2 separate regions of the Homo sapiens genome follow, and region 1 is linked to region 2. The links are chromatin contacts, found by Hi-C or POLR2A ChIA-PET in ENCODE. All regions are on one chromosome and are shown on one strand. The core of a region is the stretch at or near the end of the contact, and the rest is flanking DNA. Distances in the headings are between cores, read along the strand shown. Region 1 overlaps LOC107986595 (a long non-coding RNA gene). Region 2 overlaps APOBEC2 (apolipoprotein B mRNA editing enzyme catalytic subunit 2).

Evidence for each region. Hi-C counts contacts between places; a loop is a spot of excess contacts on that map. ChIA-PET counts read pairs that join two places held with the same protein, here RNA polymerase II (POLR2A). Pooled maps may share reads with other maps.
Region 1: a pooled map shows a loop between it and region 2 (6-fold over the local background). The contact joins two enhancer-like sites. A Hi-C loop is called at or near these places in 6 of 50 pooled maps. POLR2A ChIA-PET finds 5 or more read pairs at or near these places in 3 of 52 experiments (OCI-LY7, activated CD4-positive, alpha-beta T cell and activated T-cell).

Annotation. Positions count from the first base shown.
Region 1 is chr6:41,178,740-41,186,035 of GRCh38, forward strand. LOC107986595 (a long non-coding RNA gene) reads right to left here. Exons shown (of 3, transcript XR_001744118.2): 1 at 7,238-7,296; 2 at 4,372-4,424; 3 at 1,745-1,948. Among named protein-coding and RNA genes, the nearest start is that of TREML2, 19 kb to the right of the region's middle. Within about 2 kb of position 4,037, at least 3 of the 41 ENCODE cell types and tissues checked have a DNase peak (open chromatin) inside an H3K27ac peak, as active enhancers do.
Region 2 is chr6:41,055,983-41,063,168 of GRCh38, forward strand. APOBEC2 (apolipoprotein B mRNA editing enzyme catalytic subunit 2) reads left to right here. Exons shown (of 3, transcript NM_006789.4): 2 at 5,346-5,910. The coding sequence ends at 5,889. Among named protein-coding and RNA genes, the nearest start is that of APOBEC2, 6.4 kb to the left of the region's middle. Within about 2 kb of position 2,954, at least 3 of the 41 ENCODE cell types and tissues checked have a DNase peak (open chromatin) inside an H3K27ac peak, as active enhancers do.

The DNA of each region.
Region 1 (7,296 bases), core at 2,787-5,286, 120 kb after region 2:
TCAGCTTCCCAAAGTGTTGGGATTACAGGTGTGCGCCATCACTCCTGATCTTGCTTAAGAAATCATTCTGGCCCCTGAAGTCATAAACAACTCATATTTTTGTCTAAACATTTTATTGTTGGGCTACTCACATTTCGGTTGATAACCCACCTGGAATTTATTTTTGTATAAGACATAAGGTAGGAATCTAATTTTATGTTTTTCCCCACATGGCTAGATTGTTGTATCAGCAGCATTAAATATTCTCTTCTTTCCACCTGATTCATAATGCCTGCTCTGTCAAATATCAAGTTGCCATATATACATGGATCTGTTCCTTGCTTCTTGATTCTGTTGCCTTTGCCAGTTTTCCACTCCAGGATTGCATGATAATTACTATGACTTCGTAGTAAGTCTTGGTTTCTGATAGGGTAAGGCCATCTCCTTTCCCCATAGCCTTGTTCTTCACGTTTGTCTTGGCTATTTGTTTTGATTGTTTGTTGCTGGATAATGAGTTATCTCAAAATAGTAGTTTGAAACAACCACCCAAAGATCAAATATGCAGGTTGATGAATAAAATTTTTGCATACTGTGTCATATGCATCAAGAGCATAGGGAGATGAAGTGAAGGGAGGGCCCACTGTGTGGCCTGAAGAACGACCCGCAGGGAGAAGGCTGCTTACACACTCAGACATGCACAGTGGGCCTGAAGCCTCCTGGGACTCCAGAGATCAAGGGCCAGCTCTCCCTCTCCAATCTGTCCTGGTCCTCCTCACATACCCCTCCTGTGGGGCCTGAGGTTGCCATGGATGCCCCGGTACTGAGATAAGGAAAAGGTGTACATTCCCGAGGTCATAGCTTTGGAAAGGTGCCTTCAGGCCTTTGGTGGTAGCAGGGGTAGCCCTTTCCCTGGGGCAGGGTGGGGAGGAGGAACCCACATCCTCCTGTCTGGGGCCGCTGGTTAATTAGGAATCTTGCCCCTTGAACTCCCCAGCTGAGTCAGCTGCACCCCTGCTCTCCCCTCTTGCCTCCTGGAGGCTTGTGTCAGGAAAGGTCATGCTTCCCCCATCCTCTCCATCCTCCTCTGGCACCTTCAGCATTCCTCTAGCTGTAGCCGTGACTGCTTTATATCGTCATTGTTTTTCCATGCATCTCCCCAAACACAAACACACACACACACACACACACACACACACACACACACACACACACACACAATCTTTAAGGGAACAGGGACCCAGAAGCATAGTGGTTAAAACTTCGGAGTCTAGAATTCATCATTTACTAGCTGTGTGAATTCAGGAAATTACTTAACCTCTCTATGCCACAATATCTAAATATGTAAAATACCTTACAGGGATGTTCGAGCCATTAATCCATGAAAAGGAATCTGGCACATAATAAGCACTCCATAAATGTCGGCTTGCTAGAATTAATCTCTGTATCCTCAACCCTGAGCACAGTACCTGACAGTCAGTAGCCACCCCTAAATGCTTGTGTAATTTATACAGATCAGTCAAAACTGTTAGAGTTGGCCGGGGTGGTGGCTCACCCCTGTAATCCCAGCACTTTGAGAGGCTGAGGCGGGAGGATCACATGAAGCCAGGAGTTCGAGACCAGCCTGGCCAAAATGGTGAAACCCCATCTCTACTAAAAATACAAAAATTAGCCAGGATTGGCACGCACTTGTAGTACCAGCTACTCAGGAGGCTGAGGCAGGAGAATGGCTTGAACCTGGGAGGCGGAGGTTACAGGGAGCCAAGATCATGCCACTGCACTCCAGCCTGGGTGACAGAATGACTCTGTTTCAAAAAATAAGAAGTAACGTTGGAGCTCTAGGTCTAGGTAAATCCCCCGGGTTTTGACAGTTCATGAGGGTGGCTCCTGGTGCTGCAGCCAGACCAATGCAAACAGGAAATCCAAGTCAGGGATCATTTGTTGGAGATGGGCTCTCCCAGTGGTATGTAGTCTAAAATATACAACAAACACGGAGGCACTGTCAAGAGCCTATAACTGTGAAGGACCAGAGGTCAAATGAGGCCACAGTTCAACACCAGTGACCTTCTCAAAACAGGGCTAGCTCAGGTGGAAAAGCATGGTGCAGCAATTGCCTAGCCTTCAGCAGTCAGATCCAGCTTGCAGGAGGAGACTAAGCCAGGCAGGGCAGGATTAGAAACTCAGGAGCCAGGGTGACACCCAGAACACCCCATTCCCTCCTTGTTCCCCATCTCCCTTAGCCTGAGTGTCTGGCCCTACAGGTTTGTGTCCCCATGGAGCCAAAGGCTGAGGACAGAACCACATCCTTGACACTGGGACCCTAGAAGGTGGATGATGGCAGCACAGATGTCACAGTCATAAGTAATAGGAGCTTACCTACCTTTCTCCCAGAGGAAGACCTCATCCTCACAACCTGGCCCTCCAGGCCTCAAACCTCCCACCCTTCTTCTCTCCATCCTCCTCTCTTTCTGGCCATGATGTAGCCTGACTTCAGTCTCGTCCTGTGGACAAGGCTGATGTCTCACTCTGACTGAGGACAAGCCAAGTCCTATTTAACAAAAGCTTTCACAAGCCAGCTGCCTAAGGAGGAGTTGGTGAGCTTCCTGCCCTTTGACAGATGGAGGCAGAGACTTCATGACTCCTTACTGAAGTTTGTAGAGAGGGTTTTGGCGTCCCACTGGAAGCTAGAATCAGGGACCTTTAAGGTCACCATTGGGAATCTGCAACTCCAAGCAATCTTCCCCATGATGTAGCAGGATACCACTTCTGGTCACTTGGCCTGAAGTTCCCAGAGTTCAAAGTCACTTCTTGGGGACACACAATAAAAGAGGGACCCCTGTCTCCAGAAGGGCCCTTTGGAAAATATGTGGGCCAAGCAGGAGGCAGCCCCCAGCCCACTCTGTTTGACTGAGATGCAGCTAGCAGACTGGATAATGATTCTGTGCAAGGCAGAGGTGCCCAAATCAGTTCTGATGGAGCTGTGTGGATGGCCATAGGGAAGGAAGGTCCTCACCACACCCTGCCTGGCAAAGACAGGGCGAGAGCTAGGGCCAGGGAGACTCCTGAGCAGTAGGCACTACCCACATCCTGGCATTCCTTCTGGCAGGGTCATAAGAATCTCATGAGTGGGAGGGGATTTTCAATCAGGAGGACAGGGAAGAGAAGAGGGATCTGGCTTGGGGGTTAGGGGGAGGGCAGAACTCCTCAGCCTGGCTTAGAGGCCCTGAGAGGACAGTTAAGGGAGGGGTCTCTCAAGGACATAGGCACCAATAAAATGCATGCACAATCTGTCAGGATTTCATAGCCCTTTGTCAGAAAGGAAGTGATGGCCACAGAGGGAGGCGAGAATTGGGTTACTCAAAGGCACTGGGTCCCCAGACCCTATCTACCTGGACTCTGTCCTAGCAGATCCTGGGGAACAGGGGTGCAAGTGTCCAGAAATCTCCTCCATGATCTTATCACAGCCCTCAGACTCAAACCTTCTGCCCTCTAGTTGATAAGTACTTGACTTTTCTTTGCTCCTCCTTCCTCATATCCCTTTAAGGAGGAGGTGACCCCTGCTGGTTGGTAGCTGTCTTTGCCACATGGAGGGCATTCATCACTGGTAAAGCAGCTCTATATCAATGTGAGTACTTGATAAGTGCTCACTGTCCAGTAAATTCTGCCTTCAGTTCCCAGGCCAGTAGCACCAGATCACCTCAGAGCTTGTTAAAAATGCATCATCAGGCTCCATGCCAGATGTGTTAAGGCAAAGTGTCTTAGGTGAGGCCCAGGAAACTGTTTTAACAAGCTCTTCAAGTGGTTTTATGCACACTCAAGTTTGAGTAGCACCGAGCTAAAAGAGCACTTGGTAGGGATGTTATTTGTAGAGTTGATTCCAATGTTACACAGAGGGTTGATCAAGATGACTTTAGATCATTTGAATTCTGCAGTTCTGTGATTCCAAGAGTCTCAGATCTTTAGACAAGACAGACTTACCCAAGGGAAACTGCCTAGTCTCTCGCACCTGCTAGGAGAGCATCCTAGGGGAGCCATGTTGTCTGCCATGTGACACCCTTCCCCACAGCTGACTGGACAAATGGTAGCCAATCCACAAGCTGGTTCATGACCTATGAGACATGAAAAGCTGCCTTCCACAGGGGTGAAGGGCAAAGCTGGGTTAGCCAACTTCTCTTTTTCTCTAGGAGATTTGAATTGGGAAACAGAGAGAAAGGAAACACGTAGCTAAGCCATGCATGAGGCAGCAGGGGAATGAGTAGTCACCAGTGCGAGGCAAGATTTAGAGTAAATAGGAACTAAGAGTAAGTATAAACCAGGAAATTAAAAAAGACAAGAATAAAGTTGCACAGGAAAGCTGTGGTACTGCTGTCCTAGGGAAGGGTCATTCTTACTCACAGTGGTCTTCTCCTTTTGGACGTCATCATAAACATGGTAAGATTCACCCTCACCTGCAAAGAAGACAGTCAAGGTTAAGCAAGGAATCTCTCCCAACCCAACTCCCATGGAAACATGAGGGAGATATTGGGGTCCTGGCTGGGCAGAAGGGACACTGATGGGAAAGAGGCCAGGGCTGGATCAGTGGCCACATTCTGCCTGGGGAGGTCCCCAGTGCCCAGCAAGAGTGGTGTCCAGGTATACGAAGGAGCAAAACAAACTGGCTGTCTATGATTAATGTGCATAAAATCCGTAAAGTTAATTATCAATTCCAGGTTGCTGAAAATTCCAAATTTAAAATTAGACCTAAGTATAATCTATTTGCTGATGAATTTATATGTAGTACTGTCTTTCCAATTTTTTGAACCAGGAGCTCCAGTGTGATTCACAATTTATCTACCACTTACACAAACACACTCATACACTCTCACACCCAGACACATATTCACACACACTCCTAAAATAAAAGTTTAACAAAAAAAGGGTAAAGCATTATGACATTATGCTCTTCTATTATGTTTTTATAAAAATCCTGTTGTGACCTATTAAATTGATTTTACACTGATTAAAAATAGGTATATAAAATTTTACAACCCACTGCTTTCTTTGGATTTTCATAGCTTGAATAATTAAAACCAATGAAGTCCAATATACCTCTGGCCCACTCCCACGTTTCAGTCTTTTTGTCAACAGAAACATCTTCAGTATAGGGCTATTGAGCACACAGTACCTATGTGTCAAACCAACCAACCAACATAAAACAGCAAGAAAGGAGGTAACATTCATTAAAGGGGACTAATCTGATAAATCTTAGACAAGATGCTACAGATTTCATATGTGATTAATGCTAAAAACTTAAAACTTTGAAGATTAAAAAGTCCTGGAAGTGCTTTTAGGAAGACGACATTTTTAAATGATAAAAACAATTAAAAAACAATACCATGAACCAGGAACATCTTTACATAGATTTGTTTTAAAAGTCTTAACCTAAAAGTTGGCAAAAAATACATGATCCAAAATGGATACTAGCACACCTAGTTGTAGACAAATTGGCACTGAGTTGAATTGGCTTTGGGTGAGCTGACCTGGAGCCTTAGAAGATGATGAGTCCACCGCCCTCAGGGCTGCCCAGGCTGTTGCTCTGGCAGAAGGAAGGGAAGCCATTTGGGGCTCCCAGGGGATCTTGGCCACTTTACTTCTCAGGCCTCAGTTTCCTAGTTGGTAAAATGAGCATAAGAATCCTTGTCCTCGATGAGTTCATGTCCTTGTAGGGACATGGATGAAGCTGGAAACCATCATTCTGAGCAAACTATCACAAGGACAGAAAACCAAATACCGCATGTTCTCACTTATAGGTGGGAATTGAACAATGAGAACACTTGGACACAGGGTGGGGAACATCACACACGGGGGCCTGCCGTGGGGTAGGGAGAAGGGGGAGGGATAGCATTAGGACATATACCTAATGTAAATGACGAGTTAATGGGTGCAGCACAGCAACATGGCACATGTATACATATGTAACAAACCTGCACGTTGTGCACATGTGTCCTAGAACTTAAAGTACAATAATAAAAAATAAAAAAAATAAAAAAACAATCCTTGTCCTCACGGCTCTCAGGCTGCCCTAGAAATCGCTAAGCACTTGGCTGTCTGCTCAGAGCCAGTGACCAGGACTCACTTTCCTAGCTCTTCCTCGGGCTTTCTGGAGGTACCGGTTGATGAGGAGGGCAAGCAGCAGCAGCAGCAGCACAACGGTCACTGCCACACCCAGGATGATGGACTTGACTGGGGGGCTTTGGAATAAGGACCCGCCTGATGAGGAAAGTCAGAGCCCAGACCAACCTCCTGCCCTGAAATTCATCCCTCCTGCCATGCCTGTTGTCACCACAGGCCCTCCCCAGCTTCTAGCCTGTCCTCTGAGGTCTCCTTCGGCTCAGCTGACCAGTAGGCAGCCATGTGATCAGGGGCTCTTCCCCACAAACCATGTTGTCTAGGGTAAGCCATTCCACCTCAGGGTCGGTTTCTTTCTGTGCAAAACTGCTATCTCAAGTCCTTGCTCTTTCCCTTTTGCAATTGTTATCCCTTGGCTTTCTATCTGGGCCCCTATTGCAGGGTCTCCACCCAGCTCTCCTGGCACCCTTTGCTTCACATTTCTGTCTCAGGTCCTTAAGCTCAACCCTTCTCTAGGAAATGCAGTGAGCTCTCAGAGTATACTGATGTCATTGACAAATAGCTCTCCCAGATAAAAAATACATTTTAATAGGTCCCATTTTAAGTCAAAGGAAGAACACAGAGGTAGACTGTTTTATACCATAGCAGGCTTTTAGGGAAGGTGTCTGGGTTGTCAGATGTCAAAGGGGGAGGACAAGCAGTTCAGGAACATCTCTCAGCTCAGGTGATCAGCACCCCTTGGTTTCTGGTTTAATCTCTTGATGCAAGAAAGTATGGTTTGCAAGAGCCCAGCATTCATCATCTGGAGTGATGGTGGATGGAGAGAAGGGAGGGGAGGACAGAGGCAGGAAGACACTGTCAGTGCCCGTGGCTGGGGCCTGGAAACCATCAGGCAGAGGTAGAAAACAAAGCAGGCCACAGGTTGTGGTAACTACACAGTGTGCCCTTTCCCTAGACCCACAGTACTCTGGAATAGCTCTCCTGCTCACGGACAAGGGCTGGAAGGAGGACAGAGGTGAAAGAAACAGCCCTGGTCATGTGCTATGAATTGAACTGGGCCCTTCAAGTCCGTATTTTCCTTGAATCTTCACAACAACCCTGTAAGAAAAAGGTTCCTGTCCCCCTCCCTTGGCCCTGCTCCCCTTCCCCTCACCTGAGGCCAGGAGCACCAGCAGAACTCTCAACAGCAGGTGTGTGGCCTCCAAGGTCATG
Region 2 (7,186 bases), core at 1,704-4,203:
TTGAAAACCAGAAACCTCTGAAAGTGAGAGGAAGAGCAGTGGGAAAGGGATCAGGTTTGGTAATGCTTAAGACGGAGCTCTGAAGGATACAATTTGAGGCCTGGAGAAGGCATCATATGTATCATACATCAATTTCCTTTTTCTTTTTTGGAGATGGGGTCTTGCTTCTTGCTCTGTTGCCCAGGATGGAGTGCAGTGGTGCAATCACAGCTCACTGTCGTCGCAACCTCCCGGGCTCAGGTGATCTTCCTGCCTCAGCCTCCCAAGTAGCTAAGACTACAGGTGCATGCCACCACGCCCAGCTAATCTTTGTATTTTTATAGAGATGGGTTCTGACTGTGTTGCCCAGGCTGCTCTCAAACTCCTGGCTTCAAGCAATCCTCATGCCTCAGCCTCCCAAAGTGCTGGGACTATTGGCGTGGGCCACTGTGCCCAGACTAGCTTTGAGTGTCTACTGTTGTCCAAAACCTTAGAAGTTAGATTACTCACTCTTTCAGGTGAGGAAACTAAGCCTCAGAGGGATTAAGTCATATGGCCAAAGCTTGTTGATGGAGTAGGATGTGAACCCCAGGACTGTCTGACTCCAAATCATCACACTGCATCCAAAAAACCAGAGAGGATTCTTTTTATATTTACTGAATAAGAGTTTTTCATTTACTGCCTGTTTCCCCTGTTAGTATTTAACCTCTATGAGGACAGCACTTTGTCTTTTTCACTGCTTTATCTTTAGCACCTAGCTCCTGATAGGTACTCAATACGTATTTGTTGAATAAATGAATGACCTAATGAATAAGAACCTTTTGGGTGGTTCTTAGGCTCTCTGTCAGACAAGACAGGGAATGAACTGGGGGAGGGTTTCTTGAGGACAGCAGCTCAGGGTGTATGACGATCCAGCAACACTAGATTTAGGTAAGAATTCCCCTGGCTCATGCCTGCTTCTGGACACAGCACGTTTTAGTAGAGCTCTGGGGCACGAGAGCTGGTTGTCTCCCCAGCTTTCCAACCCAGTGAGAAGTGACTGTGGCTCTGCCTGGCAGCACCCTTGATGTGAGCTTGGCTTTGTCTCTAGTTATGTTGTATATGTTTTTACAGAAAGCAGAACCTCCTATCCCAGGGATTATTATGGAACAAAGATAAATGGCACACAGAGTGATTCTTCTTCTAACCACTTCTTTAGCTACCAGTAGTTTACTCTAGCCATGTAAGGAACACAGAGAGGCAGTGTCCAGAGGAGAAGGGTGAGATAAGGAGTGAGGGGACTTCGACACCAGTTAACACCAGCCACAGCCCTTTACCCTCACCCTGGCCTCTGGAGCACGCTGGGTGGTGTGTCACCAAGAAGAGAAGGCAGCGCACTGACTCTGGCCAACCTGCCTTCCACAGAGGGTTGGGGGCAGGTCAAAGCTCAGGTGTGAAGACCATGCCTACCAGGGAAAACAGGCAAGTTCAGGGTTTCCCTTGGGCAAAATCCCATCCAGTCCCACAGTCTGGAGTTCCCTTCTCAGCTCTAGGGAGTCAGGCTGCTAGAACCCTCTGCTCCTGCTCTTACTACTCTTTCTGATTATGCCCACTCCTTGGTATCCGCTTTGAAAAGTGGTCTGAGAAAGCAGAAGGCCAATGAAACCAGCAATCCTCCCTCTTTCACGCCAGTCACCAACAGGTCTAGTGAGGGAAAGCTGAAACAAGTCAACACATAATTACCTATGAGTAGATTTTTCCACTCATGGATTATTCTGGAGCAAATGTTTAATCTCAGTCCAGCTTCAACTGCCCTCTGGGTTGCTTCCTTTCACAGTATAGATTTACGCTTAGAAAATTCAAACGTTTTGAATGTGAACCTGAGAAAAATGTATTACATTTACTCACATCCCTTCTCCCTCCATCAAGCAGATTATCTTCCCAATTTTTTTTCTAGATATTTGGACTCTCTGTTTCCTCCCAAGTGAACTGAAATGTCCAGTAGCCTGGGTCTAAGCAGATGAAGTGTGACTGGTCTTGTTTGGAGAAAGTATGAGGAAATGGTGCTTAACAAGGTGCTATCAGAGGCTGGGGAGAGGGAATAGAAATCAGGCTGTAGGTTTCTACGCATGAGGAAGTGACTGGATCAGGGAAAGAAATCTACTACCAGCATCTCTCTCCTGACCACCACCCACCACCACCACCCCACCCCACACACACACACACACACACACACACACACACACACGTTTCTACGCATGAGGAAGTGACTGGATCAGGGAAAGAAATCTACTACCAGCATCTCTCTACTGACCACCACCCACCACCACCACCCCACCACACACCCACACACACACACACACACACAGGTTTCTACGCATGAGGAAGTGACTGGATCAGGGAAAGAAATCTACTACCAGCATCTCTCTACTGACCACCACCCACCAACACCACCCCACCACACACACACACACACACACACACACTCACACACACACACACCCCCACCCCTTTACCAGTAAAATATTTTCTGGGTTAAATGTAAAGGGCTATAGTTAAATATGATACTTAGGCCTATCATGCTACTTAAAAAAAACTGCTGGTGATGATTTAACAAGTTAGGTGTCATTATTTCCTTCCTTCCACTAGTGGGCATAATAGTGTTAATTTATTCTGTGAGTCTACAAAATTGCCCAAGATGGCCATGTTGTCTAGTTCCCTGGAGAAATTCCAGACTTCTACTACCTCTGTTCTCCTGGTTTCCCCCCAGGACGTAGCTATTTCGGTCTGTGAGAGGCCTAAAGAATCTCATCTGACCTTTTTGCTCCTTCTAGAAGACCAAGAAACCCATTCAGAAATCAAGCAAGTTTAGTCTCTGAGCAAGCCCAAGGGAACGACTAGGAACCAAACCTTCCCTGCCTTTCCTTTGCTCCTTGAAAGCACTTCTTTTCCTGAGGCATCTAGTCCAGAAGGCCCTGCTGAGGGACAGAGTAGATTCTAGGGCTGCTGGCCAGAGGGGTTGGAAACCCGTATTTATAGAGAGATGACCTTTCTTCCTCTCCCTTGGGTTTCAGGTTTCTTTGGGTCTTCTCCTCTTGCCTAGGGAAGAGGAGGAGGGGAAAATGTCAGAGCTTAAGAAGGGCAGAAAGAAACAGTCACCTCACAACCATCAAAGCCAATTTGCAATTGCATGCTGGGCCAAATTCACACTGGCCTAAATTCATACTTTCAGCTGAGCTATAGGGAGCTCCAGAAGGAAAAGAGGGACCACACAGCAGCTACTGTTTAAGCTTCCAAGCTATTTGAGTAGCCATGAATACTTGCCAGGGTTCCACCTGATAATCCATCATATAGGTGGCCCTGGATTAGACTTGGGGAGTGGGGCAAAAGGTCTTGAAGAGCAAGTTTGGGCAGGAACGGTAAGCTCTGAGCTTCTCAAAAGCAAAAAGCCACTCCAGGAAGTGAAGGGACCATTTGGCAACTGGTAAAGTTGAGGAGTGGTCTGGTGGGGTGAGTACCTTTGGGGAGCACTCACTATAAGTGAACGCCTGACAGGGATTGAGAAGAGGAGCAGGGAAACATCAGGCGATCCATTCTCCTAAAATGTTAAGTAAACAATAAACACCTCCAACTAGGGACACAGGGGCTTAGAGAGCTAAGTATAGTACCTGATGGAATCCTGGGGCTGGGTCCTCAAACACATCCATCTCCACAGTGGAAAATGAACCTGACAGCACGGGACATGGAAACTTGGGTGGATACATTTTGGTGATGGGTGGGGGTGAGGGAATCCTGCAGGGAAATAAGTCAAGTTTACTCATATCTTTGGCATCTGCTGCTCATCCCTAGGCAGCCAAGGCCCTGGGATACCAGGGATTCCCCTGCAGCCCAGGGAGTCTGTTGACTTCTTTGGGGAAAGAGAAGAGGTGGAGACAGGCAATAGTAGAATTAATGGTGCCATAGGTATCTCTTGGGGCAGGCAGAGAGATTACATTTTTAAAAAGGAAAACATTGAATCTTTCTAGCTGGTACTCATCTCCTCCTCTCTTGACATTTTTCATCTCTCCTATTAAAAATTCATTTTCTTTGGACTTCAAACTTGAACAAATCTTGCCTATTTTAGAAAAACACACACATACACATAAAAGTAAAAACAATCTTCAACTCTGATGTCTTCTCTGGCCCTTCTCTTTTTTCTTCTCCTTGTTATTACCAAAATTTTCAAAATTCCTGGACTTTTCCTGCTGTTTTCATTTCCTAACCATCCATCTCCTCCTCAAAGGCACCCACACAATTCATCACCAAGTTTAGTGTCCTAAGATACCTACTGGACTTGTTCAATTTGAGGCTTTTCCTCAGCTTCACACTATCTGCCTATTGCCAAGACTGTAATCTTGCATGGACATCATTTTTATTGTTTTCCTTCTCAAGAACCTGTAACAATTCTCTACTGCCTCCCGAATCAAGGCCAAACTTTCGAGAACCTTCATAATACTTCCTTTACTGTACCTATCCAATTTTAGCAGTCTTATAATGTTCTCAGCTGTTTTATTTACATCTTCTCTGTCCAGCTGCAATCTAGCTGCTAAATTATAAGCATCTGGAGGGCAGAGACCAAGTCCTTTAAGATTTGGAGGTGACTCAATACTAAATACAGGCTTAACTATCCCAAGATACCCTTGAGTAGTCTGTCCTCACAGATAAAAATTCTTGGACACTTAGCATGTGACAATCCCTTTACCTGAAAGTAAACAGACTTGAGAAGTAGTCACTTGAGAAGGAGAGCATGTTATTGCAAGTTTTAGGCCATTTCATGCCAAGATGCAATTTACATGAGTTACAAGGAAGAGAAAAAAGCATAAAATGCTCTGCAAAATCTTTGTTTTGCTCTGTCATGAGAAATTTTATATGCTTGCTACTTACCTGGCCACTTATTGGAATCATCCAGAGAGCTTTTTAAAAATACTGATGCTTGGACCACCTCTCCACATGTTCTGATTTAATTGGTTTGGCATGAGGCCCAGGCACTGACATTCTCAGTCTTCTAGGTGATTCTAAGGTATAGGCAGGTTAAAGATTCAGTGATTTAGAAATGTAGGGGTATGTTGTGCTGGAAGAGTGATGGTGGAGACAATGTCCTAGTAGGGTGACCAAAATGCACACCTCAGTCCAAATTCTCCTCTCCTTCAGATAAACCCTTCTGGATTTTTTAATGCTTTTTTTTTTTTTTTTTTTTTTGTCACTGATGTTACCACAGACAAGACCTATTTATAGTAAGAGTGAATGCATTTCTGAAGTACTGACCTGGAAGAGCTACCTACTCTAGGCTGGTTCTAGAAACAAGAACTTATCATTCTTTCCTGTCCTTTTGTCTCCTTGACCTACAGAGAACGGCTGCCTGCCAACTTCTTTAAATTCCAGTTCCGGAATGTGGAGTACAGTTCCGGGAGGAACAAGACCTTCCTCTGCTATGTGGTTGAAGCACAGGGCAAGGGGGGCCAAGTGCAGGCATCTCGGGGATACCTAGAGGATGAGCATGCGGCTGCCCATGCAGAGGAAGCTTTCTTCAACACCATCCTGCCAGCCTTCGACCCAGCCCTGCGGTACAATGTCACCTGGTATGTGTCCTCCAGCCCCTGTGCAGCGTGTGCTGACCGCATTATCAAAACCCTTAGCAAGACCAAGAACCTGCGTCTGCTCATTCTGGTGGGTCGACTCTTCATGTGGGAGGAGCCGGAGATCCAGGCTGCTCTGAAGAAGCTGAAGGAGGCTGGCTGTAAACTGCGCATCATGAAGCCCCAGGACTTCGAATATGTCTGGCAGAATTTTGTGGAGCAAGAAGAGGGTGAATCCAAGGCCTTTCAGCCCTGGGAGGACATTCAGGAGAACTTCCTATACTACGAGGAGAAGTTGGCAGACATCCTGAAGTAGGGCAACTGGGCTTTGCCTCACGTGAGTTTTCCTGGTGCCATGGCACCAACACTTTATTATGTTAACTCCAGTAGAAGGTGTGAGGTCAGGTAGAATCTGTGATATGTCTGATTTTCCTTTGGAAGGGTTTCATTTCTCTGCTTTTGACTGGTTGCAAAAATAGTTTAGAACATGTCTCTTTCCTCTGAATCCCTCTCTAAACTTTTCCCTCCCACACTTTTGTATCAAAGTAACTTTCCCCTAACTTAGAATACTCAAGGTTGACAGGAATCCTAAAACTTTCATGAGGCAAGATGACGTTCTTTGGTAAGATTTAGATGGTGCAAGCACCTGCTACTGAACCACAGCAGAGAAGATACTGAAATCCTCTGAGTATGCCCCTGTGTACATGTCAGGGATTACTAATTCCAGACATCTTCTAGATGCCTCACTCCCATATCCACTGGCAATCTTACCATTCCATTTTTCTCTAATGAATGTTTTTTAGTCCTTCAGGGACAATTTTTTCACTTATGGTAATTTTGAAATTCCCCAAATGGACTGGTATTTAACTTGTTTTAAGCCAGACCTGCTTTCATGTTTTCAAACAAATGGCTACACTTTGAAGGAGACCAACAATTGCTGTGTGAAAATACAATACGGGAACATTTTCCTTATGTTGAGAAGACCTCAGTAGAATTCATGGAGGATGTCGAATGCAGGAATGGGGATAATATAGCAACAAGCTAGTCCATGCAGGAACATTTAAAGAGTTAAAAAGACATTTGTAAAGTAGGCAGCAGCTCAGAAGTAACCTCTTACAGATATCAAGAGGTGATAGGAGAAAGATTAGCTATTTAAGCAAATAATTAGGACACAATTAAGGCCAATTTGGCCTCTTGCTGAGGGTAAATTAAACTCTAACAGAAACAGGCTAATTACCCTCAGGAAAGAGGGCTAAAGGATCCTTTACTATCTTTTTTACATTTAGTCTGATTGAGTTTGCGCCTACAGAAATGCTATGACGAAGCCCCCTTTGCAAGGCCCCAGTTACTGATCAAAATCTTCCAGTAATAGAGGAGGGGTACTCACGACACTCTTACCCAACTTTAATCCTGCAACAACTCACATATTACTAAAACATGAAAACAACAAGCTTCCATGAAGATAATTTACTTTTGGTCTCTCTCACTCCTAACACCCTTAAGAGAAGATGTCGCTTCATAGACACGTTTAGGAAATATCAATGTTCCAGAGCTTGATGTTGGCAGGTGTTTTCTATTAGACATGCACATGGGCACCTGATCATTCTCAAGCT